Linked DNA regions of Homo sapiens: regions 2 and 3 are each linked to region 1. Evidence: chromatin loops called from intact Hi-C (ENCODE). Cell type or tissue: PC-9. All regions are shown on one strand. Each heading gives the region's core, and the rest is flanking DNA. Links, peaks and the distances in the headings are about the cores only.

Region 1 (10,289 bases), core at 1,319-9,318:
TCTTGCCCTTTTGGGGGCCCCTCCAAGAGACACCTCGGTGTGGTGGATAGAACCCAAGCTTTGCCAGGGGTTTGAATCCTAGGCCTTTGGAGAAATTACTGAAACGTGCTGAGCCTCTGTTTCCCCAGATTCAAAAGGAGGATAATAATTACTTTACAGCATAATTGTCATGACTAGATGAGATGAATGTACAGTATGTCTGGCACAAAGTCATCCCTCAATAATATTATTTATATGCCACTTCTGCCACATTTGTTTCCTTTAATGTAGCTGCTAGAATCTAACACACTATTCCAGACAAGGCTTGAACCATGATGAGTACGGTGGGCCCATTTGATCTCCTAATGCAGCCTAATGTGATCTTGGCTTTGGTTGTTGTTGGGGACAGTTACACTACTGGGAGGGCAAGTTGGGTGGGTGTCAAGATACCTGGGTTCCTTTCCAGTTCATTCATTCCTTTCCCATTAAATCTTCCTCCCACTGTGTTCCGTGCAGCAGGGATGCACTGGTGGAAAAAAGACAGCAGGACTCCAGTGAGACAGCCAGGCGGTGCACAGAGTGAAGTGCAGCATACAGTGCCATGGAGGGCCAAAAACTATAAAGAAAAATGAAATGCAACACAAAATAAAGCCGGCTGAGGGATTAGAGGGTTCGGGGGAATTCTGACACTCACCAGATGGGCAGCTGTGTAGAGCAAGGGGATTGACTCAGGTCTGTGTTTTCAAACAGTGTTCACTCAGAAGAGCCCCAGGAGTTTGGGAGGGTGCCTCAGGGGTCTTCATAAGATAGCAGGGAGGGGCGAATTGGTTGGAGGCTGACTTGTTAGACCCCTTTCCCTTACTCCTAACCAGAGCAGCACCTTTAAAAAATTTCTTTTACCGGCTGGCCACGGTGGCTCATGCCTGTAATCCCAGCACTTTGGGAGGCCGAAGCAGGCGGATCACAAGGTCAGGAGCTCGAGACCAGCCAGCTGGAGACCAGCCCGGCCAACATGGTGAAACCCCGTCTCTACTAAAAATACAAAAATTGGCCAGGCATGGTGGCATGCACCTGTAATCCCAGCTACTGGGGAGACTGAGACATGAGAATCGCTTGAACCTGGGAGGCAGAAGTTGCAGTGAGCTGAGATCATGCCACTGCACTCCAGCCTGGGCGACAGAACAAGACTTCATCCCCAAAAAAAAAAAAATTCTTTTACCTACAGGGCCTCTGCATGAAATTCCACTTGATGAATGTTATTGTTTGAAAAGAGCTTGAGACTCTCTGTATTGGATAGTCCTCTACGTTCTCTTCTAGCTCAAAGACTAGGAATTGCTAGGAGTTTTTCACCCGAACTGCTGCTGAACCACATCTTCCTCATTGTGCTAGTGATGGTGCTACTACGAGTGTAGCCTTTACACTAATTGGGTGTGTATTTTTACCTTCTTAGTTTTGGTCTATCCATCTCATAAGCCAAGACAATTTTGGAACATGAATTCTAGCATTCTACATATTAGTGATACTTCCCAGCTTTGGTTTTATCTGTAAATCTGTTTTGGGTACCTTTTTAATCTTTATCCAGGAAGTTTGTAAAAACATTAGGATAGGGCCCAGGGCTGAGACCTTTGGTTCTCTAATAGGGATCATCTTCCAGGTTGATCCAACCATAATCAATAGCCTTTGAAATGTATATGTTCAAATGGCTACAGACCCATTGAAGTATAATAGCATCCACCCAATATTTCCCCCTTTCATCTCCAGACCATCTTCTTTTCTACATGTATTTAATGGCCACTATCTGTCAAGGTCTGGGATTGACCTGGGAAAACAGGGTAAATAAGACACTGGGGTTCGCAGCTGGTAGACAAGATGGAAACAGAAAGTAGTCGTCATAGCAATGTAATGAGGGCTAAGTGGCAATTTGCACCAGGAAGCAAGGGAGGCCATGCCCAGCTTTGCTGGCAGTGTCCAGGAGGTTTTCTCAGTCAGTAAGATGTTACAGATGGTGTCATTCAAAAAGGCATCCATGAGAAATGTCCAATGCCATATGAAATCCGGGTGCGACCTCTCTGGCATCCTTCTGATCTAGGTATTCAATAAACACTTCTCGAATATAATTTGAAAAAGTAGGGAGCATCTAACATGCCAGGGAGCAGATGAAATTGAGGTTGGAGAGGATGGAGGCCAGTCTTTGAGGGCAGAGACAGCGGAAGGATAGTCATAGAAGTGGAAGTGGAGAGGAGAGATCCTAGGTGGCAGGAAATCAGGTCTAGGTATAATAATAAAATGAAGTGGGAGCGAGGCAGAGTAAAGAGCAATGCATCTCTCGAATCTTTGTGTCCTGGGCACCAGGGGGGCTGATGGTGTTGGTACTCAAGGGCGCGAGGAAGGAAAAAGAAGTTTCAGTTTCAGAGGCCTACAAGAGATTTAGTGGAATGTACGTTTTCCCATGCTCTTTTCCCTTCTGATTCTGACTTTGATTTCAGATCTCCTCTAGTAACTATTGAATTGAGAGAGGATGACTTCTAGGTATGCGCCAGGTGCAGTGGGAGATCTGTGATGCGCTCCGTCCTATCTCCCCAGGGAACTCTTATACCATGCAATGCCGTCTGCAGTTCTCAGTACCCTGGCTAGATCTGTTCTCAAGTTTGGCCAGTTTCTTTTTTTTTTTAATTTTATTAAAAAAATTATCTTATGTTTATTAAATTTTTTAAAAATTATTTTCTGGTTTTTAAATCATATTTATTATTTTTTATTTCTTGGCCACCGTTCTGACATAGAACGTGCAAGTGCCTATGCAAACCATTGTATCTGTTGCGGGGGTGACCAATTCATTTCGGTTTGCCTGGGACTTTCCCAGTTTTAGAAACAAAAGTCCTCCCTCCCCCGCCCCGGCCGCCCCATGAATCCCTTCGGTCCCAGGTAAAGCAGGACTGTCAGTGATCCCAGAGGTAGGTGAGGAGCTAGGGGCACTTGGTGTGCACAGCACATCCCAACTGGCACTGGGAAGGAAATGGAATTGCTAGAACAAAGTGCAGCTCCTAAGTCTTATATGTCCAGACTGAGGGGAGTGCCTGGGAGGCCGCAGGGAGGAGCCCAGGGCAGCTGTATGTGGGGAGTTGACCTCAGGTCAGAAGCGCATGGCTGGGCTTGGAGTACAGCTGTGGGCAGGCTGCAGTCGGTCCAGTCACCTCTCCTTGGGGGCTAAGCCAGGCCTTCCCTTTTCTGAGCTCTTGATTAATTTAATGGAGCAACTGAAAGAAGAAGAGGACACAACAAAGGATTGAGCTGGGCTCTCCACCTCTCAGGAGTTTCCTGGGAGCATGTTTTCCCCCAGGAAGCCTTCTTGTCACTGGAGGACATTGATTGTTGCAGGAAGCTGAGGGAATCGAATAGTCAGGGCAACTGTCCTCTGCAAAAACCCTGGGTCAATAAAACCAAAATGACTGCAAGATATCCTGAGAGAGGTGGGCAAAGAAGGCACGTGGATGATTTTTCCTCCTGCTTTTCCCAGCGTTTCTACACACACACACACACACACACACACACACACACACACACACACACGCGCACTTGGGGACAGGTATAGGATGGTTACATTTTGTCTCTCTTCACTTCCTATATGAAGCATAAGAAAGCATTTGGTAAATCTAGTCCTAAGTGTGTTGCCCAAGTCAAATCCAGCGACCCCCTCGCAGCCCCCTCCCCAGAGGTTACATAGTTCCCACAGGGTGCAAGAAAGGGTTATTGAAAACAGCAGGTTTATTTATTTTTTTTCCATAACTTCAGCACTTCTGGTAAATCTCTGATCCAGCATCTAGTGGTTAACCACTGATACAGGAAATGACATTTAACGTTTTTATCACTCAGCCAGAAATGGAAGAACAAGGCGAGTGTGTGTTTAGGGAAGATGGATGGCTGCCCACCACCTTCGTCTTAAAGGCACCCGGCTCTTTTTCTGATTGCAGGGGCTGATAGGCAGCTCACTTCCCCTCTGCCTGCTCGCTCCACTGACGACAATGAGTGGGAATGTCAGGAGAGCAGGAACCCAGGCGTTGTCAGCTATTGATGGGGGTGAAATGGGCAGCATTTGGTTCCCCTTTTTCAGGAGCCGTTGCATGGGGGGACAGGCAGGCCGGAAATGAGTTCGGATGCTCGTGTTCAGGCACATGGAACCACAGCATCAGCCTAGGGTGTCTGAACCCGGGAGGCCACGTGGCCGGGATGAGACTGTGAACAGAGCCCCACTGCCCATTGCTAAGCTGAGGACACTCAGCAGAGACCTCATTAACCCTCCAAGACAACCAGCCAAGCAAGAGTGTTGAGCACCGCAAACCACAGCGAGAGAAATTACAGCTGCTTTCACTTGCAGTTTTCCTTAGTCACCCGGTTGTTCCCCATTTCTTGCCTTTTGGGGATGAGGGGCTTTCAGTGCAGTTACTAAGTGGATTTCTTGTAACAACGGCAACAGTTATAGATAGTCACTCACTTTGTTAAGTGGTAAGTAGTTTAGATTCATGATGTTAACCTGCTCTAGGTCTAGAGCTGGTAAGTGGTATGGCCAGCCAGGATTTGAACCGAGGTCCATCTATGGCCAAAGCCAACCCTGCCCTCCAGACATCTGATAGCAAGTGCCGCCCTAGGCCCCACTGCCCTGCCCAGCCTTTTGCTGATTAAACAATCTCTTGGCTGGGTGCGGTAGCTCACACCTGTAATCCCAGCACTCTGAAAGGCCAAGGCGGGCAGATCACTTGAGGTCAGGAGTTCAAGACTAGCCTGGCCAACATGGTGAAATCCTGTCTCTACTAAAAATACAAAAAATTAGCCAGGCATGGTGGTGTGTGCCTGTAATCCTAGCTATTTGGGAGGCTGAGGTGGGAGGAGTCCTTGAACCTGGGAGGCAGAGGTTGTAGTGAGCTGAGATGACACCACTGCACTCCAGCCTGGGTGACAGAGCAAGACTCTGTCTCAAAAAACAAACAAAACAAAACAAAACCCTTGAGGTGGGTCTGGGCATCAGAGTTTTATGTTTCTTCAAATAGTTCTAGTGGGCAGCCAGCAATGAGCACCGCTGAGCCATGCTGTGATTTCTTGAGCTCAGAGAGCCAGCCGGGTTGGCCTTTGTTGCCAGTGCCCAGGGAACAACCCTTAATGTTTGTTACACAAATGAGTCTCTGATCGCTCTACTTTGGTCTGCAGGGCAAAACCTCTACAGAGAGGGAATAGAGGAAGAGATGAGTCACACCCATTGAGAGCCTGAGGGTTCTCAGCAGATTCTAGCTGTGAGTGCCCCTGGTGAAGTGGGGTAGGTAAGATCAGGCCAGGCATTGTTGGCAGAGACATTCTCATATCCGAGAATGAGAGCCCCACATTCTCGGATAACATTTCCCTTCTCTTAGTAGGAAGTAACGTGATCCCATTTTTATGAAAAGGATCACTCAGGTGCGAAATTGTCCTCCTCCTCCCACTCTCTGCATCCTGCCTGCAGATTCTTCACCCTGCAGATGTGCCTCTGTCAGCACTAGGAGGCAGGGTGGTTCGGGGCGAGCCCTGCCTGCTCTAGGAGGCAGGAGAGTTAGGGTGGGCGCAGAGGCCACCCAGGACGAGGCCAATTGCTCCTGGGGAGTCACGTATTGATTTCTGCTCTGCCTTGCTCTAGAGATTTGAGGCGAGGGCCACTCACAGTCTCTTGGAGCCTCAGTTTATTCATTCATGTACTTGTTCTGAAGAGGTGATAAAATTTAAAGTGTTTTGAAAAGAAAATTTATCCTTGCCTCCATGAAGAGGAGTAGATTGCTGTTTGACTTCCAAGCCTTTCCAACAGCGCAGAGTTGCATGTGGGTGGGGCTGGGCCCACAGCTCAGCTTTGGGGTTTTGTACCAGAGGGAGCTGGAGTCAGGGGGGAGGTGTGGGTCCTCCCTAGTGCAAGTTTCTTCTTCAAGACCCATCTCTTCCTCTCCATGCCCTCTCTGTAGAGTTTTTGCCCTGCAGACCAAAGTGGAATGATCAGAGACTCATTTGTGTAACAGACACTGAGGATTGTTCCCTGTGCACTGGCAACAAAGACCGTCTGGCTCAGTGGCGCCCACCGCTGGCTGCCCACTAGAATTATTTGGGGGAAACTTAAAAAACTCTGATGCCCAGATCCACCTCAAGAGATTTTTGTTTAATAGGCATTAGCATTTTTTTTAAAAAACAATGACTCTAATTTATTTTACAGGGAGTAGAGAACCACAGATCTAGATGGAGAGACAGATAAGTGGGAAAAAAAAAACCCACTATGATGCAGAGGATGATATGCTCTGGTTTTGGCAAATGCAAGTGGCTACGGCAGCACAAAGTTAGGGCCGCTCACCCAGCCCCGAAAGAGCTGTGAAGTAGGAAACATCACAGCCGAAGTCTCAAGAACAGGAATTAACCCAGGGAATCTGGCCTGATGGGGCCAAGGGTAAGGGGCGTGAGGTTAAGATGATTTCCAGAGAAAGCAAGATGAATTTTCTGAGTCCAGGAGTGAAAGGGAGACAGGCACTTGTATGGGACTGGAAGTAGTTTGGTATGGCGGGACAAAGCTGGCAGGGAAGCCTGGTGAGAGCCGGAGAGGAGACCAGAGGCCAGCTCATGCGGATATCGAAGCAACGTTAGGAAGTTCGGGCCTTATTCTAATGGTGGAAGGGAGCTGATGAAGAGGTATAAGCAGAGGAAGGACTGCCATCAGTTTTTCAGTGACAGGAAGGAAGACAGACGGGAGGAAGTTAGAACACGCTTCAGTGGTGGGTTCCAGAACTATGTTAGTGGTTATGGGGATAGCAAGAGGTGAGTGGATTTGGGAGATATAAGGACCTAGAGCCTATTAGACTTGGGGAGTAAAGTGGGAGAAAAGTCAAGGAGAATTTCCAGGTTTTTGTCCTGGGCAGCAGGATGGAGGATGATGCTCCTTCTCTGAGGCTCTGCATGTGTGTGAGGAGGATTGGCTCATGCTGCTCACAGAGCCCCAGAAGCTGGACAGGACTTGGTGGGGGGCTCTGCCAGCAGCTTGGGGTCCCCGGAACCTGTGCAAGTCTCCTGTGGGTGGCCCAGCCCTCCCAGAGCAACATGAGGGGACACGGGCTTTGGTGAGGTGATGAGGGCATTTCTGTATTCTTGGCTACTTTGCTAGTCTATTTGGATTTCCTGGGCATCCTTCCCACTCAAGATGCTCCTTTCCCCAATGAGACCAACCAGCCCCAGACACTGATGGAATCTCAAACAAACAGTAATGACCGATTTCCATTTTCTGTGACCTGTTACCTACTCCCCATTTTACTGCTCTTAGTCAAACCTTACGGCCCACGCCCACCCATAGAAGTCCTTTAATGACACAGACACCTAAAAATATCTTTTATTTTCCTGTTGACAAGTTCAGGTCTCTATAGACTCCTATGTCATCCCTGCCTCAGGGACTTACTGCCTCTAAACATTCTCACGAATTTCCTACCCCACACATTATGTGTCTCCCTCCCCACAATCTGTGATACCAACCTCAAAGACCACCACTGAGGGCTGGGCATGGTGACTCACGCCTGTAGTCCCAGCATTTTGGGAGGCTGAGGAGGGTGAATCACTTGAGGTCAGGAGTTTGAGAACAGCCTGGCCAACATAGTGAAACCCCGTCTCTACTAAAAATACAAAAATTAGCCGGGCCTGGGCAGGGCGCGGTGGCTCACGCCTGTAATCCCAGCACTTTGGGAGGCCGAGGTGGGCGGATCACGAGATCAGGAGATCGAGACCATCCTGGCTAACACGGTGAAACCCCGTCTCTACTAAAAATACAAAAAATTAGCCGGGCGAGGTGGCGGGCGCCTGTAGTCCCAGCTACTCGGAGGGCTGAGGCAGGAGAATGGCGTGAACCCCCTGGGGGACGGAGCCTGCAGTGAGCCGAGATCGCGCCACTGCACTCCAGCCTGGGCGACAGAGCAAGACTCTGTCTCAAAAAAAAAAAAAAAAAAAAAAAAAAAAAAGACCACCATCGAGGCCAACTTCAAAGACCGCCGCCCTCTTCCCTGCTTCAGAGCCCATCCCCACATTACTTTTGGACGATACTCTTCCTCTTGTGACCCCTCCTTTTGGTTCCATGTCTCTCCATCTCCTTCTCTGTGCCTCTGCCATCTACTCTTCTTGCCTGTTTGGGAGGCTTCTTTTCCGCCTTACCTGCCATCTCGTTATTTCACAAATATATCAAAAATTATTCTGTGAAGATGTCAGAGTTAGAGCCTATGACCTACTTTTAATCTTGATTATAAGGGTTGTTTAGTGTTTAATATGATAGCATAAGGAAAATGCTTTGTAAATAGTAAATCAAATACATTTTAGATAATGATAATGGCAACTGGCTTAGAAGAATCTCCGCTTGTTTAAAAATTAGGTGTGGCCGGGCGCGGTGGCTCATGCCTGTAATCCCAGCACTTTGGGAGGCCAAGGCGGGTGGATCACGAGGTCAGGAGATCGAGACCACGGTGAAACCCCGTCTCTACTAAAAATACAAAAAAAATTAGCCGGGCACGGTGGCGGGCACCTGTAGTCGCAGCTACTCGGGAGGCTGAGGCAGGAGAATGGCGTGAACGCAGGAGGCGGAGCTTGCAGTGAGCCGAGATCGCGCCACTGCACTCCAGCCTGGGCGACAGAGCAAGACTCCATCTCAAAAAAAAAAAAAAAAAAAAAATTAGGTGTAAATTACACCTAGAAACAAAGGTTGAAAAATAATGAGATTATATCTCTAAACTCCTGGAATGTGGTATCTACTGAGTCGATCTTTCATAATTCAGATTCTACACTGAGATGAAGTACTGGAAGATTTATGTAAAATTTCATTTGCCTCCTGTGCTTCTCTTGTCATTCATAAAAAAAATTTGCCCTGCAGACCAGACAAACTTTTGTACCTTTTTTTTTTTTTAACTGTTGTCTTCTCTACTTGAAATTCTTCAATCCAAGACACATACATTGGGTATCTTATTATATTCATTCATTCACTCATTTACTCGTCCATATCTACCGAGTCCTACTATGTGACAGACAATATACTAAGAACTAGGGATCCAATAGTGGGCAAAAATGGATAGGATTCATGCCCTTGTGAACTTGTAGTTTAAGGTTGAGTGTGGGGAGAACACAGTAAAATAGTCATACAAAACCCACAGAATACTTGCTGTGCTGAGGGCTACGCAGAAGTCCACAGTGCTATGAGAACAGACAAGCGGAGATTTGACCAGGGCGGGGGGGGGTGGGTGACAGGAACACTCCCCTGGAAGTGATGCTTCCCTGCTCAGATCTGAAGGATGAGGAGAGATTAATGAGGTGAGGGAGAGGGGAGGATGGGGGGTTTCAGGCAGATGCAAAGACGTGGAGAGAGAAGGTATACAGGTTTGAGAGACTGAAGTGGGACTTGAAAGCAGAAGGATCATGGCACCAACTGAGGCTGGAGATGGTCAGTCTGTGTGCGCTTTGAAGGTTGTGGCAATGATTTGTTGTTGTTGTTTTTTAATCGAGTAGAAAACCTCTGAAATATTTTAATCAAAATGGTGCTAGGTTTGCCTAAAGGAGGTTAAAAAATCATGGGCCCACTCCTTATCATCCATTCTCAAGGGATCTTGATTTATGGCAGGCATCAAATTCATGACCCAGTATGAAGCAATGGGTTAGTACTTTGATATAGAGAGTGTTACAGAATCTTAGGGAAGTGAGGTGTTTTTCTGGGTGAGGGATGGTCAGAGAAAGTTTTCAAAAAGGAGGTAATATTTGAGTTGGATGTTGAAAAATAGTAGGGGTTATCCATGTAATAAGAGGTGTGGGAAGGGCTAAACGTTCAGGGAGAAGAAGCGTGTTTTGGGAAGAAGGAATTACACAGGCATGAACGAGCACAGCAGGTTTGTATAAAGACCAAGCATGTGGTGTGGATGGAGACCAGGTTGTTCTGGGAGTCATTAGGGATGTTTGGCAATATTCCAACTCTCCTTCTTTCTGTGCATGTGGTAGCTTTGCACTTTTCAATAGACCTGAATTTAGATGTGGCCAATCAAAGTAAGCAGGAGGATGTCTCTCATTTCCAGGTGGGAGATTTAAAAGTGGGCACATTCTTTGCCACATTCTCTTTTTCTTTGACCCCTAACAATGTTCCAGAGAGTGGATGCTTTGTCAGATTGTGCCCTAGAGTGAGGACAATGGTGATGGAAGCAGGGCCACCAGATGACCTGCAAAGGACATGAAGAATGAGCAAGAAACTTGCCTGTGTTGTAAACCACTGAGATTTGGGGGCTGTTACTGCAGCACACTTAGTT
Region 2 (10,289 bases), core at 1,286-9,285, 130 kb after region 1:
CCTTTGACCCACCGGAGGCCTCAGAGATGATCCAGGCGACAGCCTCCCTCCACAGATGATGATACAGTGACCCAGAAGTCCACGGTCGTGACCCAAACTTAAACCTGGGCAGAACCCATGTGAAAGACGGGAGGCAAGTTCTAACTGAATCAATGGGCTCTGAATGTGTGTTAAATGCAGGCTGGAAGGAAAAAAGGGTGGAAAGAGGGTCCTGATGGTTACAGAGAGAGCTGTGTGGTAAAAAATAGTGGAGTGAAAAGGTTATCCTGGTGTTGGTGGGAGATGGATGGATAAAGATGAGAAGGCTGGGGTAGGCTAAAACACAGCAAAAAGGAGTGAGGAGTGAAAAATGGTGGGAAAAGAAAAACTATGTGGCTTGGTGACTCTGACTGTGGGAACTGTGGCTAGCATGGTTTCAAAAAGAGATACAGATATTCTCATTCTATCACATTTTGGAGGTCTTTAAAAAATGTTTTGATATAGTGGATCATGGCAGAAAGGAACCCAGTGCAAAAGTCACTTTCTCCACTTGCAGAACTGATGTTTGAACATTTAGTCAGGCAATGGATATTTTATTAAGTGTTAGGTGATTTAATATGGACTAGGCATGGTGTTGGGCCTTGGTTTTTGGCTGTGGGCTAGTAAATTAAAAGAGAAGACATGGCCGGGCGTGGTGGCTCACGCCTGTAATCCCAGCACTTTGGGAAGCTGAGGCAGGTGGATCACTTGAGGCCAGGAGTTTGAGACCAGCCTGACCAACGTGGCGAAACCCCGTCTCTACTAAAAATACAAAAACTTAGCCAGGCATGGTGGCGTGTGCCTGTAATCCCAGCTACTCAGGACACTGAGGCAGGAGAATCGCCTGAACCCAGGAGGTGGAAGTTGCAGTAAGTCGAGATCGCACCACTGCCCTCCAGCCTCGGTGACAAAGTGAGACTCAGTCTCAAAAAAAAAAAAAAAAAAAAAAAAAAAAAAAAAAAGAAGAAGACATGATGTACACCTTCCCCTTGTTCTATGACTTTCTGGATGTGTGCTGTGAAGGTGTGTGGTTGCCCTCCAGCAGAACCTGGAGAGGCAGCTGGGGACAGATGTGTGCCTTCTAGGTTGAGTTAAAGGTTAACTGGCCTCCAGATGAGGAGCAGCACCAATTTCCAGGTGTTCACTGCATGGTTCTGGAAATGCCCACTTTTTATAGGCACTTGTCAGAATGGCTGGTGATGGAAGATCAACTACTGAATTACAAGTATGAACTCGGCACTTTACCTGTATTATTTCTGATCCTCAGAGAGGTTGAAATAACTTGCCTGAGGTCACAAGGATTTGCACTCTGGACTCCTGCACTACAATGTTCTTTCTTTTTTACTTTGGGCAAGGCCTAGGCCTGGCACATTTGAAAGGGGAGTGTCCAGTTGAGACTTGGAATATATTACAGCCAACACATCCGCATTGCAGAGAAACATACACCCTTCTCTGGGGGTATATTTACAAGGGGAATTCAGTTGGGCCACCCTGGACACGCTTCTTAATCTTCCTGAGGTTCTGTTGCCTCACTTATGAAGTGGGAATAACAGCACTTACTTTACAGGATTATTATATTAGTGATAATGGGAGGGAAGAGAAAGTAATAAAAATAACAACGGTATTTAGTGGGTGCTATTTGTAGGTACTGTGCTGTGGCTTCGACAAGCCTGGTTACATCTGACCCTTACGCCGCCTTATGAGGCAGGTGCTGTTGCTATTCCTATTTTATAGATCAGGAAGCTGGGGCTGAGAGGGTTTGATGATTTACTCAGGAGGACACAGCTTATGAATGACACACAGGATTCTTGGCTGTGCATGACCCCAAAACCCATGCTATGACACACTTCCCAATGCAATTTCTAGTCTCAGAGAAACTCGTTAATGGGTGTATGTTTATAAAATCTTAGGACTTTCCAGAACAAAGTACACCTGCTCAGTGTATCTTTTCTGAACTCCAGCGTTCTCTTTGAATAGCAGAAGACACTGGCAGAAAACTGTGGCATTTTCCAGAAGCTTAATCTTTCAAGGAACTACCATTAAATGTACAGCAGCCCTAAATCTTTAGTATCCCTTATGGAATCCTTTCTTCTGTATTATCTGTGTTTAAACATTAATGTGGTGTGTCACTCATTGTGTTTTGGAAAAGGACAAGTGGCCTCCTTCTTAAAACAACAACACCATAGTCCTGGACTTTGAACCCCATTCTAACAACAGAAGCTGTCCAGCCACTTCTATTGCCCACCCCGTCTTGCCATGGCTGCATTCTGTATTGCCAGGGGATGGGCTGAGGTGGGGGTGTGGAGAAGATGAGCAACCCAAGCATCTTAAGTACCTTGAGAAATCAGTGTCCTACTGCAGACTGAGAATAATCTAGCTCGTTTTACAGGCATTTGAAGGAGGATGATTCTAGTTTCTAAGCAAAGCAGTAAAAAGTGGCAAAGTGTCTTTTTCCCTTGTAAGCATCTCCTTGTCTTGAATTACTTTCTCTATAAAGGGAAAATAGAGATCTGCTGTGGTCTGAATCTTCATGTCCTCCCCAAATTCATCTGTTGAAATCCTAACTAACTACCAAGGTACCTTTGGGAGGTGATTAGGTCTTGGGGGCCCCACCCCTGTGAGTGGGATTAGTGCCCTTTTAAAAGAGGCCTGAGAGAGACCCCTCACCCTTCCACCAAGTGAAGACACAGCAAGAAGGTGCTGTCTATGAACCAGAAAGTGGGCCCTCACCAGATGCCTCATCTGCCAGGGCCTTGATCTCCCCAGCCCCCAGAACTGTGGAGCAATCCGTATCTATTGCGTACCAACTACCCAGTCTACGGCAGTTTGTCAGAGCAGCCCCAAAAGGACTAAGGCCAGAACTCAGCTGTGGCTTAATATTTCAGTATTTGTCCTACTATCAAATGGCAGACACATTTTAATTTTCCATAATCTCTTCCAACTGGAAAACATCTGACAAAATCACATATTATCACATACAGTGCCTGTAAATTAGGGTTGGGTGTGGTGGCTTATAATTATAATCCCAATGTTTGTTTTGGGAGGCAGGGGCAGTAGACTTGCTTGAAAGTCCGGGAGTTCAAGACCAGCCCAGGCAACATAACGAGACCTCATCTCTACAAAAAATTTAAAAATTATCCAGGCGTGGTGGTGCATGCCTGTAATCCCAGCTAGTTGGGAGGCTGAGGTGGGAGAATTGCTTGAGCCCAGGGGTTTGGGGCTGCAGTGAGCCATGATCAACCCACTGCACTCAGCCTGGGCGATAGAGTGACAGAGTGAGACTGTATCTCTAGGGGGAAAAGAAGCCAGTAAATCAGGACGAACGAAAGTAGTTTGTGTGCAGCCCCTCCTATGTCTCCCTATAGGTTTACAATCATTTCCATTGCAAATAGGCTGACGACGCCATTGGATTCCTCTGGATTGGGAATGTGATTTTCTAGTGTGTTCATTTTAATAAATTTCAGCAATTAAGAAACGACCTGGTTGTCTTTTACAGTTTCATATAAAGACATTTTGCCCATATGAAGGTGGGTGACATCATGGCAGCCCTCTTGACTCTAGGCGGAAGGCACTCCACTCAGAAGCCTACTGTAGAGCAAAAAGAAAGCGGACAGTTCTCTAACCACAAGCATGGGCGTTTTCACTGCATGTTTCTGTTGCTTCTCTTTTACTGTAATGGTACATTCTACTTCTCATAAAACAGTGAAACGTGAACCAGACCATTTCTCCAATGTAAGGGCTTAACCTGCACTGGGCTGCCATGTTGGTTTTTCGGAGGCATCAAACTAGGACCTAGAATGTTATCTACTTATCAGATGGCAAAAGGAAGGGCAGGGCTTACCAGAGAACACCGTTTCCCTATCAGCTTCAAGAACATTTGTATCCGGCAAACTTTTCCTTTCATAAATGTGAAAACAACCCCAAACAAGCTGCCAATTGATCATTTTAAATGACATTTAATCCAGCAAAGCCAACTTTAGCTGAGTAATAAAAATACGTTGACATTCAGGACATATTGAATTAGTCACTAACGGAGACAGCAATAGGAATTTTGTGGCATAAAGCAGTTGTTTCAAGCTCAGAGTATAAGTGGCTTTTATAACATTATTGATTGTTTTGTTTCTTTGGTAAAAATTATGCCTAGATGATAAAAATAACTGCCTGACCACACAATAGATTTTTTTTCCTTTTTTTTTTTTTTTTTTTAAACAATTGACATTCAAGCCATGTCAGTTATTTTTGTTTCTAAGATTTCTATTAAATAAAAGGCAGATCCTCTTTAGGTTCCTAGATCCTTTAGAGGTTGTTGCCACGGCTCACCTGGAATTTTTCAGCCTTTTCGGAACCCATGCCTGCACAGATACAATGTTCTTTGATCATCAATGTAAATGCATAATACTATATAATAAAGCGCAACACACTCTATAAATAGAAGTTCACTCCACTTCAAAACACCTGAACGTATATGTATAAAATGTTTTTGGATCACAAGGTATTCATTAATTTTAAGTGCATTTTTCTTAAACGAAAGGGCTTTCTTCTATCTCAAGGCACATGGATATTTTAAAGAAATTTCCACTATTTGGATTTTCTTTTCCATGAGAAGTAGTTTATGAAAGTGTTTAGCCCAAGTATAGTTCCCTCTCCTTCCTGCTGGGTGAGGTACCCTCGGTATCCGCAGCTAAAGGCATTGTAAAAAATCCCTTCCTGTGGTTAAGGAGAAATATTTTCACTCCCACGTCTGTCTCTTACCAGAGACTCATTGTATAAACTTATTGAGCAGAGATTGTAAAAAGATGGGCAATTCACACATAACCAACATGGTTTCTAAAGAAAAAAACCACGCTAGACAAAACTGATGCCTTAAAAAACTTTGAGTAGGAAAGTCAAATTATTGACATAGGGAATGTTTAATGATTGTGGTTAATTTAAATTTCAGGAAAGCTTCTAAGAAAGTCATTTTATGTTCTTTTAACTGCCCAAGTGGAATTTTAAAGAAGGCCTGCAAATGACAGTGTCATGGGCATAATTACCAGAAGAGAGGCTGAGTGTCCCTGTTACATTTTTTGAAATTTATTACCTAAAAATTAACGTTTATTTCCAGTTCAGCAACAAAACACGCAAAGTAGCATATGAAAAAAAAAGTTGCTACTAAGCTTTACAAATATGGTTCTGAACTGGGGGCATGTGGCAATATCTGGAGGCATTTCTGGTTGTCACACTGGGGTGCAGGGTGCTCCTAGCATCTAGTGGGTAGAGGCCAGGGATGCTGCTGAATCTCTTACAATATAGTAAGCAACCCCACAAATTATTATTTGGCCCAAATATCGAGAGTGTTGAGAAACCCTGCTTAGAGAAACACGGTTTACAACATTCAGGGGGCCATCTGCTGCTTGTTTTTTTTTTTTTTCCCCTCCTCCTCCTCTATTCTAGATCAGCCATTACCTAGAAGCAGAAAGTTGGTCAATCCAGTGCAGCCAGGTGTGTGTTGATACGCAGAGGTGTGTTTACAATGGGCAATTGCTTGTGCTTTGCCGTGGCTTAGGAAAACAGAAAACATATGTGCACGGTGGCACGCTGGGGGAGGGAGAAGTGGAGGCAAATAATACAAAAATCTACGCTTCCTGGCTTCCTGGGGCAGAAGAACCACAGCTGCAAATGAGGCTGGACCTTTTCACCTGTGATTACATAAGGTGTGGAGAAGGCTTGGAAACACCGGTATCCGAAACTCACAGCCTGCAGCTGAGATCCAGCCCGCAGTCAGAACCTAATAAGGCCCAGCCTCCGCTTTGCTCAGGTGTGGGTGCAGCCTGGGAATTCACATCCAGGGACTGCAGGGAGGTAGGACTCTGTATTACAGCACTGTGCGCCCTTACACAAACTGGAATTTCCAGTCTCCTCAAGCCCCTTCTATTATTTTCCACTCAGACACCATGCTGTTGATGTTTTTTTATCTTTTAAAAACATTGTCCTGAAACTTCCTCCTCTTTTAGGGCTCTTTGATTTCTCAGTTGTTCACACTGAAAATCAAATGCAGTGACTCAGCCGCTGGGAATATTCCTGCTGGAGTGATGGCTCCTCCCCTCCCCAGTGCTCATCTTATTCATCCCCTCCAAATATGGACAGCAGGCAAAGCTTCAGGGAGGGGAAGCAGGAGCACAAAAGTAAATCTCCAAGGAAATAAGAAAACGGAGGTGGCCTTGAAGGGCACCCCACACAGGCCTTCCCTGTCAGTGCCCTGCGTGGCTCTGCAGGCAGTTGTGCTGGCTGTACCCACAGCTCCCACACAGTCCCTCTCAGATGGGCAGGATGGCAGCTCAGCAGTGAGGCAGGGGGGGACAGTGACACGTAGCAATTAACTTTCTTGTGCCATGCATTCACATGTTGTCTCATTAACAGTCAAAAGGGCCCAGAAATGGGTATTACTATTCTCAATATTACAGATAAGGAAAGAAGGGCTCAGGGACATTATGCACCTGCTTGGGAGTCAAGAACCGGATTCCAATCATGCTGACTTCGCAGTCCAAGCTTTTGCCACAGGCCCACACTGCTTCCCTAGGACTGTTCGGGGCCATCTGTCTCCAGGAGCTCTTGAGGGTACTGGGCTACAGAGGTCTACAGAAGGGCATCTCCCTGAGATAGTGTGGGAGGAAGCGGCTCTTTCACCTGGTACTAAAACACTGGAATCCCTGTGGCTTCTGGGGACATCCCACAACCCTATCTTTTCTTTCCTGCAAACACAGATATTTATGCACAGATGCATGTGTGCGAAGGTGCACATGTGTCTGCACACCCCACACCTTCCAACAAAGGCCGAGGGCTGAGACTTGCCCCCAGCACTTTCATGCAATCCCTTCACACTTCTCTTTTACGAGGTCTTTTAGCTGTCAAGGCTGCTCCTGAGGCTCATGTACAAAATTAAAAAAAAAAAAAAAAGTCTATAGGCTTCCTTTGAAACAAATTCACAGCAGCATTAAACACTGTGGGAGGAAGTGGAGACAGAAGCAAGATGCCAGAATACAGTGACTTCTCCCAGTCCTTGAAGCCCCTGAGGATAAGCCTCAAACTGCTTTCTCTGGAGTTTCATACTTTTTTCTTCATCTTACTTCAGAGGCTTCCCTAATTGAATCTTTGTATATATATAATTCATCCAGTCAATAAAACCAAATCAAGAAAGTACATTGTTTTAGTTGGGTGACAAATAAGCAATGCAAGAGACTTGATGTCTCGCTGATTAGAATCTTTTTGTTTCTGTTAAGGATGTAACCTTGAGAGATAGTAAAAGTATTTTTTAAAGTCACAAAAGGCTACCTTTAAAGATTCCAAGGATTGCTGCGAAGTGTGTTCTAAGAGGGTTGGGAGTGAAGAGATCTTGAGCTGAGAGGAAATTCTGTGTCTTGCCTGCTGTAGGATTAATGACCCAACTGACCAGCGATAGCCTCACAAATCGAGAAGTTCATGTTCACAAAGATGGAGAGACTTCAGCAAAAGTTGTGAGAGAAACACAAGAAAGGAGATATTCTCTATTTGGGTAGGCCATGGCCTTTGAACACGTAAATCTGTACAGATTTAGGTCCCCACTTTTGGGTAGCAAATGAGGGGTTATGAAATGAATGGATTATAAAACAATTGTCAGTGTACCAACGAATCTTCTTCCTCAGCAGAGTTTTGGATTAAGGCCAAGGAAGAGACAGGCAGACAGGAAATCTGGTGGCTCAGGTTTTAACGGAATTAAAGTACTTTAAGAGAAAACTAAACTGACTGAAAAGTGTTCGTTTAAGATTTAGCTGTCTATAGTTAAAGCAGGAGCTTAGTTTGTGTCATGGCATAAAGCAAGAGGACATTGCCTTCCACCAGCAAGGATACGAAATTTGGCATTTAGAGATGCAGTGCCCTATCATCTAGAACAATGCCTGGCACATGAGCAGACTGGCAATAATTTTTGAATCAATGAATGAAGAACTGTATAATCCAAAGTGCAAATAAATCGTTTCTTTTACGTAGCTAAATACTTAGTATTTTATTTATGTTAATGATATTATCGTAACTATTCTGGTTGGTCTGAAAATATAGCCTGCAGTCCAGAACCTGTCTCCTCTCTTACATAACTTGTTATTGTTCCTTTCACATGTCTCAAACATGCCTTGTCATCTAAAGTGCAAATAATTCCTTGGGAGCAAGGGCACTGTTTTCTAAGTCTGCATCCTACATTGCACCTATGATTCCAAGCACACTGACCACCACGTACACAATGTTGCAAGGCAGAGAGCATCAAACGTTTTCTGTAAAGGGCCAACTAATAAATGTTTTAGGTGTTGCTGGCCATGCAATCTCTGTTGTAACTACTCAACTCTGCCACTGCAGCATGGAAGCAGACATAGGCAATACCAAATAAATGGGTTTGGCTGTTTTCCAGGAAAACTTGATTTAAAAAAAACGCATGGTGGCTGGATTTGGCTCACACTTTGGGCCACAGTTTTCAATCTTTGCTCTAGAGTCCCAGACCAGAAGGAAACAATAATTTTGGGAAAAACACTGAACAGAAGCTCGAGGCTAGACTCTTGATGTGTCTCAATCTCAGTTCCTTCACCTGTAAAAGGCCCTTCTACCTTTGAAATCAAGTCCAAATAAGGAATTTCAATACATACTGAAAACATGACTCACGGATGACTACAGTCACACCTCAGCCACCTACAGGTGCTTGTGGCCAATATACTTTCTGGCTTTGAAACACACTGGTGGGACACAAGCCAGTAAAACTTTTGTAGGTAAAGTTTTAGAAGATTGACAGATGCTTTCTGCTAGGCTCCTTGCTCCTAAATAGCCCATTCTTAAAGATACCAAGTAGAAAACAAGCACAGAAAGAGGCAACTTTTTCACTATTCCATACAGCGTTGGCTGCTGGATTCAAAATAAGACCCCAGCAATCTTGTCTCACTCCGTCTTGTGCTAAACTCTCTCCCATAAACACTAGCCATTCCAACCTGGTAAATTCTTAATAACAGTTCTCCTTATCCTTTGCAAAGTAAGTGACACCTTTAAAAATAAGCTACTTGTTATATTTAAAAAGATGTCATTTGTGATTTGTATTTAAACTGTCAACCACCTACTGAATTTCCTTTCTTGATTATTTTAGTTTTTCCATATGGTAAATACCTAACAGACATAAATTTGCATGTATCTTTTTTTTTTAATTATACTTTAAGTTTTAGGGTACATGTGCACAATGTGCAGGTTTGTTACATATGTATACATGTGCCATGTTGGTGTGCTGCACCCATTAACTCGTCATTTACATTAGGTATATCTCCTAATGCTATCCCTCCCCCCTCCCCCGACCCCATAACAGGACCCGGTGTGTGATGTTCCCCTTCCTGTGTCCATGTGTTCTCATTGTTCAATTCCCACCTATGAGTGAGAACAATTCTGCATGTATCTTAATGGTATGATGGAATTTCAGTGATAATAGATAATGAAAAGAATTTATGAAAAATTTCATATATATATACACATATATATACACATATACATATATACATATATACACACATATACATATATACACACATATATACATATACACACATATGTGTATATACACACACACATACACATATGTGTGTACACACGCACATACACATATATGTGTATACACACATATATGTGTACACACGCACATACACATATATGTGTGTACACACGCACATACACATATATGTGTGTACACACGCACATACACATATGTGTGTACACACGCACATACACGTGTGTGTGTATATATACATACGCATATATATATACATATATGTGTGTGTATATATATACACACATATATATATACACACACATTTTTTTTTTTTTTGAGACAGAGTATCACTCTGTTGCCCAGGCTGGAGTGCAGTGGCATAATCTTGGCTCATTACAACCTCCACCTTCCAGGTTCAAGCGATTCTCCCACCTCAGCCTCCTCGGTAGCTGGGACTACAGGTGTGCACCACCATGCCCGACGAATTTTTGTATTTTTTGATAGAGATGGGGTTTCACCATGTTGGCCAGGCTGGTCTCGAAATCCTGACCTCAGGTGATCTGCCAGCCTTGGCCTTCCAAAGTACTGGGATTACAGGCGTGAGCCACAGTACCCAGCCTGAAAAATGATAGATTTTTAAATGACCTCAATAGATCTCAACTTGTAGATTTACATTTCTACCTGAAATAGAAAAAATACACCGAGCCTTATCTTGCTTTGCTCCTGGTAAGTTTTCTCCATCTGG
Region 3 (10,289 bases), core at 1,469-9,468, 50 kb after region 1:
AAAAAAAAAAAAAAAAAAAAAAAAAAAGATGGAGGGAAGGAAGAGAGGGAGGAAGGATGGGAGGAAGGAAGGAAGAACACGTTTCCTCAGCTTTCCTTTGGTAAGGCTTTCATTTCTCACATTCGGAAGAGCTGACTAGAGGGCATTTCCTGCTTCTGCAGAGGTTACTCCCGGGGAACAAGCTCAAGGCCTGTGAGATTGCACAGGACACAGAGGAGCATCCTAGTCACCAAGCTCTGGAACAGGAGGATGAAGGAGAATCAGAGGGAGTTTGACAGAGGTGGTTTGAGCTTTCTTGTTGCGTAACCTGAGACCTGCCTGATCCCTTTCTCTACCCGACGCCTGCTCCCAGAAGGAAGTGATATCTTTCTCCTCTGAACCCAAAAACCACTCCCTTTCTATGGACATGGTGTAAGGGCGGGTTGTGGGTGCTCTTGGGTGGCCCATGTGGGCAGAGCAGCTGACCACCACTCTGAGCATCTTCTCCTTTTTCCCATCAGTAAAATCCACAGGTCAAATGAGATTCCCAAGTGCTTCCACCCAGTCTCCAAGCCTCAGCTCATTTTGGTTTATGTGGCGTCAAAGGCCTCAGCAGGTCCACAAGCGGCAGGAGGCCCGACTGAATACATTCACCCGTTACCCGTGTTCCGGGCCCTTCGGCTCTGTGGGTTTGGGCCCAGATGATCTCTCTGAAATTTCATCCCCCCTGTCAACACAGTGCTGATGGGTGCCCCTCTTTGTTTCTGGCCCCCAACCCCTGCTCAGGAGCACCCACCTGTTTTCCATTTTCAGCTGTGTGCTTAGAAACACCTTGACTCTTCTCACACCTGCCAGGTAAATGGGTTCTCTCCTGCTCCATCTTGCTGTTAGCCCCTTTGGTCTTCTGTTGAGCTCCCTAACCTTTGCAGGGCGGCTAGTGCCTCTGGAGATAAGGGATAGTCTCTAAATTCTCAGCGGGTATTATTAGTATTTGCATTCTAAAATAGAAGTTTCTAAAGGCACGATCAATATTACCTTTTATTTTATTAATAGCTTCCACACTTAGTTCAGCCCCCTGAATACGTCCAGTAAAGGACTTTACAAATGGCGTCCAGTAAATACTTTACAAATGTTCCTGCCTTCAATGAGGATTTACACATCTGAATTCATGTAAATAATTTAAAGAATACTGGTACTTAACAACTTCCAACTTCATTTACTTTTTCCATTTTCTTCCATGCAGATTTATTTCTTTACTGTTTCCTCTGTTCAAGGCTTTATTTCATTTCTTTCTTTTCCAAGAATAAGATAATATATTGAACTCATAGCTAGAGGTAAATAAGTAACTTCCTGTTTAAATTTAGTTTTAGCCTACATTCTTATCTGTTATAATTACAGCATTGAATTATTTTAAGAATCTACCTACAATGGGGAACTCTTCTCTCCCCATGTTCTGCTTCAACCCATAAAGGAAGAAACTTCCACTAACATTGCCACTTTTTTGAGGAACTGCTATGCTATGTGTTTGAGTTGGTTTGGGCTGTTGTAACAAAATAGCACACTGGGTGGCTTAAACAACAGAAATGCATTTTCTCACAGTTCTGGAGGCTGGAAGTCCAGGGTCACGGTGTGGGCAGGGCTGGTTTCTCCTGTGGCTTGCAGATGATCACCTTCTGACGGTTTCCTCGCTTGGTCCTTTCTTCTGCGGCAGGTGGGAAGCGAGCTCTGGTGTCTTTTCCTCTTCTTACAAGGGCTCAAGTGATCTGCCCTGGTTCTATCACATTAGGGTCCCATCATCATGGCTTCATTTAACCTTAAGTCCCTCCATAAAGTCCCTATCTTCGAACACAGTCACACTGGAATTTAGGACTTCAACATACTAACTTTTTTTTTTTGAGATGGAGTTTGGCTCCTGTTGCCCAGGCTGGAGTCAATGGCGTGATCTCGGCTCACTGCAACCTCTGCGTCCTGGGTTCAAGCGATTCTCCTACCTCAGCCTCCCGAGTAGCTGGGATTACAGACATGCGCCACCACGACCAGCTAATTTTGTATTTTTGGTAGAGATGGGGTTTCTCCATGTTGGTCAGGATGGTCTCGAACTCCCGACCTCAGGTGATCCACCCACCTTGGCCTCCCAAAGTGCTGGGATTACAGGCATGAGCCACAGTGCCTGGCCCAACATATGAACTTCTGAGGGACACAGTTCAGTTCCTAACACTTGGTTGCTGCTTTTTTTTTTTTTTTTTTTTTTTGAGACAAGGTCTCCCTCTGTCGCCCAGGCTGGAGTGCAGTGGCATGATCTTGGCTCACTGCAACCTCCGCCTCCTGGGTTCAAGTGATTCTCCTGCCTCAGCCTCCCAAGTACCTGGGGTTACAGATATGTGTCACCACGCCTGGCTAATTTTTGTATTTTTAGTAGAGACAGGGTTTCGCTATGTAGGTCAGGCTGATCTCAAACTCCTGGGCTCAAGTGATCTTCCTGCCTTAGCCTCCCAAAATGCTGGGATTACAGGCATGAGCCATCATGCCGGGCCTTGGTTGCTCTTCTCTATAAGAGAAGGAGGAATTAATTGGATGGATGAGAGCTTGATACATGCATTGGGCCATATTTTTAGGGGTTGGAGCATGATGTAAAGACAGGGTCTCCTGGTGCCCCACCTCCTGCTTCCTGGCCCTCTCTGTGGAGGCCACAGGATGATGCTGTGCTTCTGGCCACCCAGTGAGCAGACTTGGGCTGCCCTCGCCAAGCCCCTCCTCGGGTCTTCCTGCTTTTCAGCCTGGGTGGCCAGTGCTGCACGGCAGATCTGTCTGCCTGCAACTCTGAGAAGGAGTGGAGTGCCCCATTTTGGTCCAGGCCAGGGTCTCCAATCAAACTTCATAAGAAAGCCCAGTTCTTTGAATGTGAGCTACTCGACTCCTGTATTTTAAACTGCACCCGCCCCCTGCATTCTAGCCTTTTCCATCCCTTTCCTCTGCTCCCTTTGTTTTCTCCGTGGCACTTTTTGTCTTCTGACATTTCTCCAGTTCATTCCTAAGAATTTTTAACATGCTTTCAAACAGCTTTCTGAAAAACATACACTGAAAGGTTTCGAGGTTAATTCTATCAAGGAAGGTGGGGGCATATTTAACTTAGGAACAAAAGCTTTTTAGGTGCAGCCAGGGGAGAGTATATTAACTGTTTTCAAATATGTAAAGCATGGTGTTGCAGAAGCATTACAAACAGGCTCTAGAATTTTAGCTTATGGAAGCTGTGGAAGGGAATGGTGATGATAGGGAACATTTATTGAATCCTTCAACATGCCAGGCAGAATGCTAAGGGCTTTTTGTCCATTTTTTGTTCCTCGTGATATAGCTAACACCATTCACCCCATTTTACAGCATTTTCCTGCCTCAGCCTCCCGAGTAGCTGGGATTACAGGTGCCTGCCTCCAAGCCCGGTTAATTTTTGTATTTTTAGTAGAGACGGCGTTTCGCCATGTTGGCCAGGCTGGTCTCGAACTACCGACCTCAGATGATCCGCCTGCCTTGGCCTCCCAAAGTGCTGGGATTACAGGAAACTGAGCCCCGGTGAGGTGAAGCGGCTGGTTCAAGAGTCCACCTCAGGTCTGCCACATTCCAGGGCCCCTGTGCATGGCGCTAGGCTTAAGAAAAGAACATTCTAACAATCAGAGCTGGCCAGCGATGCAATGGCAATGATTACCATGTGGTCTCTTCTCCGCTCTGAGCCTGATCCAGCGGAGGCTGGGTGACCATCTGTTAGGATTGCTGCAGAAGGGAGATCGATTTAGACAACTTCTAAGTCTCTTTCCAACTGTAAGATCTTAGGAAAACTTGATGGGCAGCCCCATGGGAAAGGAATTACATTTGTTCTTTGTAGCTCTGTTCAACAGAGTAGCATTTCTCAGCCTTCTCCATCTAGAAATCCTCAGTGTCAGAGGCAAGTGAATAGATACTCACTCCTTGGAGGTCTGGATAGAGCTGGCAATGGTTGCCCGAAGCAAACTTTTTTGTGCCAAATCTGAAAAAGAAATGATTTGAATTTTATATTATATACTAAAATATGCTTGTTTGTTTTAATAAAAAATATCTTAAATTGAAATGTAATTTTTTTTTTTTTTGAGACAGAGTCTCGCTCTGTTGCCTGGGCTGGAGTGCAGTGGCGTGATCTTGGCTCACTGCAACCTCCACCTCCTGGGTTCAAGCGATTCACCTGCCTCAGCCTCCCCAGTAGCTGGGATTACTGGCGCCCACCACCAAGCCCGGCTCATTTTTGTATTTTTTAGTAGAGACGGGGTTTCGCCATGTTGGCCAGACTGGCCTCGAACTCCTGACCTCAGGTGATCTGCCCGCCTCGGCCTCCCAGTGCTGGGATTACAGGCGTGAGCCACCATGCCCAGCCTGAAACATATTTTAAAAAGCATAACCATTCAATGCAAAGCTTAAATTCTGTTTCCCTAAGAAATCTTCATTTTAATTTGATTCATAAGGAAAACATGCCTTATTTATTTTATGGGTTTACTGATCCCCAATACATCACCTAGAGTCTCTGGGGGAGCATTTCTCCAAGTATGGGAAGCAAAGCAGTAGTGTTAAGACCAGTGGGGAGAAATTATAGAGAGGGAGATCAGATTTTATCCCAATTCAAGAGGGATCTTTCTAAGAGCTGCCATTGTGCAACAGTGGAATGAGTTCTCCTTAAAAGTAGCCAGTACTACTACTAAAAAATTTCCAAGCAGAGATGGGTCATGGGTGGGGGGAAGCTGCCAGTAAATTCTACTTTGGGAACAATGGTGCCGGAGCAAATTCACAGCCATGATTAAAGGAACAGGCAAAACCCGTGCTAACCACCACTTGAAGAAGACTCTGCACTTATAGGGAAGCCATCATTGGAGTATTAAGAGCTGACGTGGTCCTCACGATGTGCCAACCCCTTTAACCAAAGCTTTGATGTGCCATTTAGTTGTTGGAGGGACGCATATTGTCATCAATCCCATTTTCCAGGTGAAGAAATAGAGGCTCAAGGACATTAAATGCACCAAAGTCTCACAGCTGCCAGGAGTGGAGCTGGGCTTTGACCCTAGGCTGTTGGAGTTGGGTTGGGATTGCCTCTCCCTCCCAGTGCCTTCCCTGACCCTTCTGTCCTCACCCCCTCCCCATGATGCCGCTGCCTTTATTCTCAGCGCTGGCCTAGAAGGGATCTTGTATGAGGGAGGAGGACAGGCGGTGGTGGGTGGTCAGGACACCTGGACTCTGGTTCACACCCTGCCACTACCCAGGTGACCTTGGGAGGGCCGCTTACCTTCCTGTTTGTTTAGGTGCTGATTCATTGTTTCTGAATCTGCCACATGGGCCGTTTCTTCCTAAAACTCAAGGAAACTGTGCCACATCATGAAGGAGTCCCACTCCGCCACCAGTAGGACAGAACTGTAGTAAAAACAAAGTAGAACAAAGTAAACAACCAAGAAAAGAAAACAACCAAAAAGCAAAGCACCTACTGGGAAATGCCTCTCTCTCCTGGGGATTTACTTTCCTGGAAGGTCTCCCAGGCGCGGGACTCAGTACAAAGTATGTCTTTCACTGGACCAGGGAATGTCTATTAAGGGGTGCTCTCTTTGTGGTGCCCACCACCAACATTATAATAGGTTTTATTGGACTCTTCCTACTCACTGTGTATTTACACCTTCACAAAAATACAGATAATCATGCCCAGATGGCTGTTTGGTTTCCAGTTGAAACAACCATGTGATGTGATGTGTCGATGTGGGCCAGAGGTTTCAGCTGTGAATCATTTCTGGGTTTCCTGCTGTTATGGTGAGGTGGTGAGGCATCCTCGGGTTTCCCAGGGAGTCTCTGTGCTAACACTTCCCCCTCCAGAAACAATGAGGATAAAAGAAGTCTCCCTACCAGGGAGCCACGTTTACCACCGAGAGCTTTACCTTATAGCTCAGGGTGGGCGAGGCGAGTGTCAAGGATTTCTTTCCAAGATGCTTCTAAATCACAAGAGGATCTTAGGGGAGTTGAACCACTGTAAGAGTCTCACCCTTCATCTCTGTTTCATTTTTAGAAGAGACTCCTCCACGTGAGAGGCAAATGCACTAAGGCTTGGTATTGTCACATATGCTGGAAAACTTGCCTGAGTGTCCTGAGGGTCTCACAGGCTTTTCAATTTGTAGATTGCAAGAGAAGGCATTCTTTCAATTGGCTTAGCCAGACTGCAAACAGCTCAGAAGAAATGATCTGTTCCCTTATTCATTCCACAAGCATGCCTTGAGCATCTGCTAGGTGGGGCTATACAGATAAAGACACAGTTCCTTCAAGGAGCTCACAAGATGGCTAGGAAGTGTCTTCCATAAACCTGTCAATATGCAGACACAAGTGCAATATCAGAGGCGAATTCAAGGAGCGATAGAGGGAGAAACTGATTGTCTTGGGTAGGATGACAAGAGAAGGACATTCCAGGAAAAGAGCACAAAGAAAGGAAGGATAGAGAGATCCAAAGAGCTGCCACCTGGGAGGAGTTCATTGTGGCCAATGCAGAAAGCGAATTTATAGGTCAGGAGAGTATTGGGGGCTGGAAAACTAGATTGGGCGGATTATGAAGGGGTTTGCCAACCTGACTCAAAGAAGTGCGAATGAAGGCAGTAAAGAGGCAGGAGGCTGAAGGCAGGTCCAGTGGATTGAGGGGCCCAGAAGGGTTAAGATGGGAGAAAATGAATATTAATAAATTTATGAAGGAAATATTAATATTAATAGCAGTAAACATTATTGAATACTTTCTATGTGCATAGTAATGTGGCTAGGTGCTGCATTCACATTTAATACAGTTACTCAAAGAGATGGGTCCTGTAATTTTTTTTTTTTTTTTTTTTTTTGAGACGGAGTCTCACTCTATCTCTAGGCTGGTGTGCAGTGGTGCGATCTTGGCTCACTGCAGTCTCCGCCTCCCAGGTTCAAGCAATCAAGCAATTCTCTGCCTCAGCCTGCTGAGTAGCTGGGATTATAGGCACACACCACCATGCCCAGCTAATTTTTGTATTTTTAGTAGAGACGGGGTTTCACCATGTTGGCCAGGATGGTCTCGATCTCTTGATCTTGTGAACCGCCTGCCTCAGCCTCCCAAAGTGCTGGGATTACAGGCATGAGCCACCATGCCCAGCCAATTATGTGTGTTTTTTTTTTTTTGTTTTTTTGTTTTTTTTTTTTTTTTTTGAGATGGAGTCTCACTGTCACCCAGGCTGGAGTGCAGTGGCGCAGTCTCGGCTCACTGCAAGCTCCGCCTTCCGGGTTCACGCCATTCTCCTGCCTCAGCCTCCAATTATCTTTTATTTAACAGATGAAGAGACTGAGGCTTATGGAGGTAACAGAAATAAACTTCTCAAAGTCCCATAGATAGGAAGAAGACAGCAGCTGGCTCAAACCTTGGTTGTCTTATGCAAGGGAGAAATAAGAAATGTAAAAAAAGGAAAAGAAAGTCAATTTACTTGCCTTCAGTTATTTCTCTGACCATTTAATTATACACCACTCATTTAAAAATATTTTATTTATCCTGGCCAACGCTTTTTCCTCCAAAATCTTTGGTAGAAAGTTTAGTCTTTGCTTTTATCCTTTATTATTTCCCTCTTTTTGCAATCTTTACTACATGTACACAGTTCATTGTGAAAATCTTTTTAGGATGCACTCGTATGAAAAGCATAATGCAAAATGAAAATTCATCTATAAACAAACAGGGCAAACAGCATCTATTTGCGGTTTTCTTTGCACAGGTAGTTTGTTTCTCAGTGCTGAGCTTTGGAGAGGATATTCAGAGTGTCTGTTTTTCCATATTTTCTGAGCAGTACACTGAAGTTTTTAGAATGTGTGCATATCCACTGATATTTTGGCATCAACTGAGATGCAAAGTAATTGAATAGGACAAAAAAATAAAAATAAAAGGAGAGAAATGGTTTACAAAACCACCGTAAGCCTGACTTGTGTATTCATGGGATTTATAAATAGAGTTAGCTATAGTTAGGCTTTTCGTATGAGTGGGGCAGGGAGCAAGGCTGGGATCAGCATATGGATGAACAATAAAGGTATCCTCTCGCAGGTGATGAGCTCTGAGAACCACGTATCCTTGATCCCTGAGCCCTGATCTCTTTCCCTAATGGGGATCTAAACATTCATTCACAGACCCTTACAGTAACTCCAACAGAGGTGTGTTTTTAGGGGCGGAGCGGATGGAGTGAAAAGCTCTTCTTGGCCACACTGTGGATCTCTGTCAGCCTAGCAGCTGGTGAGATGAGTGGATGCTGAGAGTGATCCACAGGTGGGGAGACCTGGATAGTGGCTCTTCCCCTTCTCCCACATGATGGTGTTCGCAAGGGAAGGAAAGGCTCAATGTGATGTTCATGCATGTCCTTAGGACTTGTCAGAAAGGACTTCTAGACGGGGCATCTGTGTATGTACAGTATTCTTCAGAGTCTCGTGGTGGCAGAGGCAGCAGAATTGCCAGCAGCTTCCAAGGTGGGCCAGTTCACCAGGTGCTTGGTCCCATGTGCTAACGTGGAGGACAGACAAACTGAGGAAGGTGCTGTCAAGCTACCAGGGCACACAGAAACCACCACCGGGAACTGAGACATGACGCTTCTCTTGGCCACTCATGAAGCAAAGTCCTAATTCTAGGCTGGAAGGATTTTTAGCTACGATACCCAAGTTTCTTGCTAGTGAAGTCTAACTGGAGTGAGTTGAGAGAGTTTGGGAGAAAACTAGGAGATCGGGAGTGTGGACAACACTTGCAGGGAGTTGTATTGCAAGAAAGGTGAAGAGTACAACAGAGAGGGGGGCAGTACATGGTTGGCAAAGTTCATGGAAGGTTTTTGTTTTTAAGATGGGAGAAATACTAGCCATTGGGATGTATGAGTTAGGCAGCATGGGTCATTATGGCTCTATCGAAAAGGAGGATGTCAAGTGAAAAGAGCAAGTGCAGATTAGAACATACAATATGATAGAATTTATGTAGAAAGAAAAATTCCATTTCTTTATGCGTACATATGTAGTGAGTATCTTTTAAAGATCTTCATGGCATGGTTACCATTAGCCTCAGGCCAGTGGCTGCCTGCTGGAGTGGAGGGAAGTGACTGGGATCAGGGAGGGATGCTCCAACAGAAGTACATGCATCTCAATGCTTTTTGTTTTTTGTTTGTTTGTTTGTTTTTTTACAAAAAAATTGGAACAAAATATGGTAAATTATTGTGTTAGCTAGATTGTGGCTACATAGATATTTATTATTGCCTACGCTTCTCTCTTTACGTTGAAATACTTATAATGTAAAACAAACAACACACAAAAATGTCACCATCATCATCATCAACATCAACCATAAAAAAATTCTCTACTGCTTTGGAGATTTCAAATATAGATCTACCAGAACGTATGAGGCATTGGCTATGATTTTTCAAGGTCTTTTTTTTCCAGCCCGATGCTGTGAAAACAAAATTGCTTCAAGGCAAGCGTGTTGAGTGAAAGGACGTGTTAATTAGTTAATGCCCTGCTTTTTGCCACCTCTCTTCCCACCACCAGGGAGTGTTCTGGCAGGTGGGGGTGACTGTGAGAGGAAGATAGGTAAGTTTTGGATGATGGTTCATGTCAGTAGTGTATACTTGCACCTTGTATTTGGAGCAATGTTGACACATTGGCTCAGATACTTTTGGAGAGAAGTTAAGGTTGTGGGCAATGCCTGGATGGAGACACATGACTGGAAATTAGCAAAATGTGAAGTTTATCATTGTAGGTTTTATTTTCCCTTAATAATCACTGAGAAGCAGGCATAACTGTCTTTTTCTTGATGTGCACAGCCACTTATGTTGGTCTTTGCCGGGTGTTCTCTGCTATCTGTTTATGTTGAAAACTGCAATGACTAGAAGGTCTTATGCTGTAAGGAAGGACAGAGGAGTGGGGCAGGAAAAGGGGCAACTGGAGAAAGCCATTTATAATTTGTCAAGATATGAGTCTAAATGTCTTACTTTAAAAAGTGTCACAAAACAAGCTAAAGGACCTCTCAGAGAGGAAGGTCTAGAAGAGATAGAGCAGACACCCGTTCCTTTTATTTTGGCTGCCCATATTTTTTGAAGATAGAATGCAAGTGCATTATAGCTGATGGATCAATGGAAGGAAGTGCTAAAGAAGCTGGTTTCATTTCAGTATAAGGCAGTTTTTTTTTTTTCCCAAATAATTGAGTGTGTGTCAGAGCCAGGGGCAGCCTCATGCAGCCAACTCTAAGGACGTTTGTACAGATCAAGCTGGGTGGCTTCCTGTCCATGAGGCCATGGGTG

Evidence for each region. Hi-C counts contacts between places; a loop is a spot of excess contacts. Peaks named below come from ENCODE experiments on the same cell type or tissue, not always from the same donor. Only the 100,000 strongest peaks of a DNase experiment are listed, where the experiment ranks them.
Region 2: it touches region 1 in a loop (8-fold over the local background); 7 of 110 quality-filtered maps call a loop at or near these places.
Region 3: it touches region 1 in a loop (4-fold over the local background); 6 of 110 quality-filtered maps call a loop at or near these places.

The regions. Positions count from the first base shown.
Region 1 is chr12:12,004,335-12,014,623 of GRCh38, reverse strand. No RefSeq gene overlaps it. Among named protein-coding and RNA genes, the nearest start is that of BCL2L14, 61 kb to the left of the region's middle. RefSeq lists enhancers at 2,387-2,436, 2,997-3,146, 4,307-4,356, 3,510-4,390, 4,377-4,496 and 3 more. In PC-9, for the core only: CTCF peaks have their summits at 5,573, 5,774 and 5,995; a DNase peak (open chromatin) is centred at 5,243; H3K27ac peaks cover 3,273 bases.
Region 2 is chr12:11,873,968-11,884,256 of GRCh38, reverse strand. All of the region lies in intron 5 of ETV6 (ETS variant transcription factor 6), which reads right to left. Among named protein-coding and RNA genes, the nearest start is that of BCL2L14, 190 kb to the left of the region's middle. RefSeq lists an enhancer at 5,223-6,020 and a silencer at 8,761-8,810. In PC-9, for the core only: no CTCF peak of the experiment used is centred there; DNase peaks (open chromatin) are centred at 5,906 and 8,656; H3K4me3 peaks cover 1,867 bases; H3K27ac peaks cover 5,795 bases.
Region 3 is chr12:11,954,352-11,964,640 of GRCh38, reverse strand. No RefSeq gene overlaps it. Among named protein-coding and RNA genes, the nearest start is that of BCL2L14, 110 kb to the left of the region's middle. RefSeq lists enhancers at 4,867-6,066, 10,014-10,223 and a silencer at 6,032-6,326. In PC-9, for the core only: CTCF peaks have their summits at 5,981, 6,201 and 6,420; DNase peaks (open chromatin) are centred at 5,310, 5,780 and 6,230; H3K4me3 peaks cover 901 bases; H3K27ac peaks cover 2,536 bases.